Linked DNA regions of Homo sapiens: region 2 is linked to region 1. Evidence: chromatin contacts called from ENCODE Hi-C or POLR2A ChIA-PET data. All regions are on one chromosome and are shown on one strand. The core of a region is the stretch at or near the end of the contact, and the rest is flanking DNA. Distances in the headings are between cores, read along the strand shown. Region 1 has its middle 57 kb from the start of SEPSECS. Region 2 has its middle 30 kb from the start of LGI2.

Region 1 (2,634 bases), core at 38-2,537:
TATTCCCTGAGGAACCACGAGGTATGGCAGTGGCATGAGAGAGCCGGCGATGGAAAGAGCTTTTTTAGTTCCCTTTTAAGGAAAAAATGGTAAATTGCAGAAGTTCCAGATGGGAGGGTGTTAATCCCTTATAAAATTGTTAGGCAGTTTGGCACACTGGTAGAAGAAAAGAGTAAAAATCACCCAGGACTCTCATGGGCTCACTGGCTCTTTTGGGATGTGGTTAATATGGATTTGCAAAATGCTCCAGACCAGGTGGACCTTGATCTTGTGAGATGTTATCAGAGACCCTCACATTATCCTTTTGGACAGGAAGGAGAAGTGTGATCTGGCACAGATAGGTCGATTTGTCTTTGGTTGTAGGCAAAGGATGTTGAGTAACAATCAGTTTGAAAGGAAGGTCTTAAGAGTTGAGTCCTGGGTTCAAAGGTCTCCCTGTTGCCTTTTAGAAATGGATAACATCCTTCCCAGCACTGGATCGAATCTCCTCTCCCTCCCCACCCCTCTGAATATAGTTTTAATGTTTTCTTGTTTGTTTGTAGAAACACATTAAAATACTAACAACAAACATAGGATAATTTTGTATTTGCATTTTTTTTCTTAAATTTCACTCCAGTGGTGAAATGTATCATCAAAATTCAAGCCATTTGGTAATCATTTCACATTTCAGGGGATACTGAAGTCCTGAGTCTTGCTGATGAAGAACGAAGCTAGTTGGCCAATAGGCGTTCTTTTCTGCTCATGTTTTTTCACACACAAAACAAAACGAAACAAAACAAAACAAAACAAAACAAAAAACCACCATTTTCATGCTTAATATCAACTATGTGCCCAGCACTGTGTTAGAACCAAGAGACTCAGAATCATAAAATCAGAAGGAACCTGGAGATTTTTGAGAACAAGTGCAAAAGCCGTTTTCCTGATAATACAGGACTTGCAGAAGCATTCTCATGAAAGCTTTTGCTATACAGCCATCCTCAAAAGGTTTGCAAGCTTCCTTACCCTTTGTGCTGGGGTTTTACTTTTGAAATAAAAGCCGATCTCCTGGGAAAGGCCATAAAGACAAAATTGCAGTCCAGGCTTTTTTTTTTTTTTTTTTTTTTTTAAAGCAAGGAAGAATGTTCAGAGAGGAACTCCTGAATGATTATATTCATCCAACCTCTGGGAAAAAAACCAAATAACTCCCTTCCCCTCCTCCAACAACTACAAAACCAACTGGCCCCAGGATGAGGAAGGCTGGCTCGTGCCCTATCTCAGCCAGGCCCTTTCCTGGCCCTTGCTGCGGTGTGTGTGGTGGGCCCAGCTGTGTACACTGTACCCGGCATTTCATGGGGAAATTTGTTCTTGTAAGTGGAGTGGAACAGAACATGGATCATAACCGTGACAAGCCAGGAGCTGACATCCCCCAGAGTTTCCCAAAGCAGCTGCTTTCTGTTCCTTCATAGTACTATAAAGTGTGTTTTCTAAAAATGATAGGCCAAATAAAAAAGAGAGCTTCTCTTCTTCTCATCTAGTCCATTCCTCACCCCTCACTCACTTCCTTTAAGTCAGATCTCAGTTCCATCCATCAGGAGCTGGCCGAGATTGTGTAGGTAATCTAAAGGGAGGTGTTTACTGAAACATGGGGTCGCCCCAAGCTGCTGGGAGTTTGGGAGGTCAGTGTCACATGGTTTTTGTACAAATGCCTGAAACTGCTTTACAGAAATAAGAGCTTCATCCCATGTGATTTGACCAGTGGCTCTTGATCCTGGCTGCCCATTTGTAGTACTTTGGGAGCACTGAAAAAAATCTGGTGTCTGGGCCCCCACCCCAGACCCAGTGACCCAGATCTCTAGGGGTTGGCCTGGATCTCTGTAATTAAAAAAAAAAAAAAATCTTTCCACTCTTTCTTTCCTTCCTTCCTTCCTTCCTTCCTTCCTTCCTTCCTTCCTTCCTTCCTTCCTTCCTTCCTTTCTCTCTTTCTTTTCCTTCCTTCCTTCCTTCTTTCTTTCTCTTTCTTTCGTCTTTCTTTCTGTCTTTCTTTCTTCTTTCTTTTTTGAGGCAGAGTCTCGCTCTGTCACCCAGGCTGGAGTGGAGTGGTGCGATCCGAGCTCACTGCAACCTCCGCCTCCTGGGTTCAAGCAATTCTCCCTCCTCAGCCTCCCCAGGAGCTGGTACTACAGATGTGCACCACCACACCTGGCTAATTTTTGTATTTTCAGTAGAGATGGGATTTCACCTTGTTGCCCAGGCTGGTCTTGAACTCCTGACCTCAGGTGATCCACCCACCTTGGCCTCCCAAAATGCTGGAATTTATAGGCGTAAGTCACCACACCCGGCCTCTTTCCGGGTATTTCTGAACCACTTAGGCAGCAAGAGCTCGGAGTTCAACATCTGAGAGACCTGGGCTTGAAACTTGATTTCACTGCTGACTTGTGAGGGGGCCCTTGAGAATGTTTCTTAAATTTTTTTTTTTGAGGCAGTTTTCTCAGCTATAAAATGAGAGATCATAGTAACTACCTTTGAAGGTTGAAAGGATTAAATACAATGTTAGTGCTTGATACATGGTAAGTGCTTAATAAACATTGGATGTTAAGATGATTATCATGGTTTTGAAGCACTGCCAGGTGCTTGTGGATTTGGACTCATGCTGTC
Region 2 (2,634 bases), core at 65-2,564, 42 kb after region 1:
AGAGACAGGCTTCAGTGTCTGTATTCTTACCTGACACTCTGTAATTGGCCGGTGGCCTCTGAAACCTGCCATGCTCCCCCACCACCTTGTCAGCTTCCTTACTTCTGCACTGAGGACCTTGCCTGCTTGTACTTACTTGTACCCTTCTTGGTCCTACCCACCACAGGGCCTTTGCACACACACTGCCCTCTGCTGAGCATGCTCTTCCTTCCTTTCTAAGCAACAGTAACTTCTCACTTTCAGACATTGGTTCAGGGATGCCATCCATGAGCTCCTCAAGTAAGTCAAAGTCCTGAGAGAGGCTTTCAGAGCACTCAGAACTTCTTCTGTGCAGCACAGGCCTCAATTCTACCTCCTATTGGTTTGGATGATGATTTGATAATGTCCCTGCCTCCCCTCTCTCCACTTCCTCCAACTCAAGTGTAAACTCCATGAGGACGGTGTGTTTTGCTCTCTGCTGTCCCTCCAGGACCTGACATAGGCTCTGACTCACAATATTCCCAGAATAAGGAAATGGATGAAGGGGATGTTGATGAATCGATAACTTGATTTTCAAAACAGTCCTTACTGATGCAGTTACAGAAAAGCTAACAAGGGGAGAACAGAACTAAAACTGTGGTTTTGTTGCACAGAGTTCTGGTTGTCATTCTCAGTGTGATCTGCCATCGTCGGCACCTGGTGCATGGAGCAGAGAACAAGCAGGCTCTGCAGAGGAGAGAGCCTAGATCCTGGGACCAGAAGACCTTGACATGTACAGCCCATTCTCAGGGCTGATGTCTGTCATATTTCTGTGAATTTCAGATGCTCTTTTGTCTCCTTCAAATTTTAACGTACTTGAAAGCAAAATTCATCTTATAACAGAGCCATACACTTAATGAAGTGCATTTTTTGTTGGTCCCTGTGAAGCAGTTATGAAATCAATGGTGAGTACCACAATCAATGGTATTTGGGAATCAAGGAAATTCTATCTGTGGCCCTGGGTAAATTCTTTGCCTTTCTGAGTCCTAATTCCCTTATCTATAAAAGGGCAGGGTTGTTGTAAATATTGGAGATGTATGTAATGGCCTTAGTACAGTGACTTGTAGCTTTAATTCATCGATGGAAAGTCTATTATGCGTTTCATAAAATATGTGTCAGATTAGTGTTTTGTTAGACTAATCCATATACTTGCATGGTCAGTCCTATATTTGGCTACTCAATTTTAGAGAAGAAATGAGAGAGAAGATTTTGAGGGCTCTGTCTTCTTTACATTTTAATTAATTCTGTCTAAAACCTCTTGCTCATATCTGTAAGCCACCAGCACAGCCAGGGGAGGGAGGCACCCTCTAACTCATCACAAGGGTGCGCTCTTAAGGCTCAATTTCGTTCACTCCTCCATTTTCTAAAGAATCTGCAAACATTCTACGTAGAACTTTGTTTCACCCTTACGTTGAAAATGATATGGAATTTGACTCATCTACAAAGCACGTCACTTTTTATTTTATTTTTTAACTCAGGGCAATTACTTGTTCTATTTCTGCATCTAATGCTCTTCCCAGTTTATTCTTGGTGACTGTTAGTCAGCGCAGCTATATTTCAGTAAAAGATTCTATTTGCTCCCAACCAGTAACGGGAGTATGGGGTATAATCTCAGTAAAGTCATCTGGAGTCTTCATTTACGTCACTGTTTGCTTTTCATCGACTTAAGCCAGGACATGAGCAATGATATAAATTAAGCCTTCAGATGATTCTGTGGAAAATTATGGCTCTATGAAGGACCTCCCTTTACCCTTAAAAATATCACAGGCCCAAGAGCTGTCTTAATCACATTTAACTTGGCAGACTAATGTGTACTAAGAATAAACTAGAAAACATACATTCCGATTAAAAACAGAAGAAGCAATTGCTGAATTAGGGCAGAGAAAGAGTATAAAATGGATTGATGACACCTTCCAAGTAAAGAGGTCTGAATCCCTTTTCTGATGATTGGGGGAGTCCGCCATGGTGAGAGAGTTCAAAGCAGACCTTTCCCACTGACTAACTTTTGTGGATGTTGGCAAATATTTTTCCTCTTTATTTATGCTACTGTGATAAGGTTTTCTATTATTGGCTGTGGAACATATTTCTTGTCTTTTAACAGTTGATTTAACATTTGGAAAAAGCAAAAAACATCGAGCGCTAAGCTGGGTGAATGATGTTGGTGATGAAGTAGAGTAGTGGAGTGTGTATATGTGTGTGTGTGTGTGTGTGTGTGTGTATGCAAAAGAGAGAGAGAGACAGAATTTTCCCAATTGATTATAGTGGGTTGAATGATGCCCCCTCCCCTCACCCAAAAAAGATATATCTATGTCTTCATCTGTGGAATCTGTGAATGTAGCTTTGTGGCAGGCTAGGTCTCACTAACGCAGACCTCCATAACAACTGTTTCAGCACTGACTGAGTGGTTAAGTTAAATATTAAAGCTGAGAGAGCCAGTGCCCTTATACAAAGGCAGGAAGGTAACAAAAGCCCACCAAGAGTTTTGCCCAGGGCTTTCCTGGGCCTTGAAGCATGACAAGATAATAAAGGAATTCTTAACAGGAATTCTTAATCTGTTTAGAATTAAACAAGTTTTATTGGGGGTCTGAAGAAACTCCCCTGGCCTCCACGAATAAG

The links. Hi-C counts contacts between places; a loop is a spot of excess contacts on that map. ChIA-PET counts read pairs that join two places held with the same protein, here RNA polymerase II (POLR2A). Pooled maps may share reads with other maps.
Region 2: a pooled map shows a loop between it and region 1 (2.1-fold over the local background). The contact joins two enhancer-like sites. A Hi-C loop is called at or near these places in 2 of 168 maps with a recorded cell type or tissue (ovary and posterior cingulate gyrus) and 1 of 50 pooled maps. POLR2A ChIA-PET finds 5 or more read pairs at or near these places in 1 of 52 experiments (endothelial cell of umbilical vein).

What each region holds. Positions count from the first base shown.
Region 1 is chr4:25,102,249-25,104,882 of GRCh38, reverse strand. No RefSeq gene overlaps it. Among named protein-coding and RNA genes, the nearest start is that of SEPSECS, 57 kb to the left of the region's middle. Within about 2 kb of position 1,287, at least 9 of the 41 ENCODE cell types and tissues checked have a DNase peak (open chromatin) inside an H3K27ac peak, as active enhancers do; they include ovary, where a contact is called at or near this core.
Region 2 is chr4:25,059,836-25,062,469 of GRCh38, reverse strand. No RefSeq gene overlaps it. Among named protein-coding and RNA genes, the nearest start is that of LGI2, 30 kb to the right of the region's middle. Within about 2 kb of position 1,314, at least 2 of the 41 ENCODE cell types and tissues checked have a DNase peak (open chromatin) inside an H3K27ac peak, as active enhancers do; they include ovary, where a contact is called at or near this core.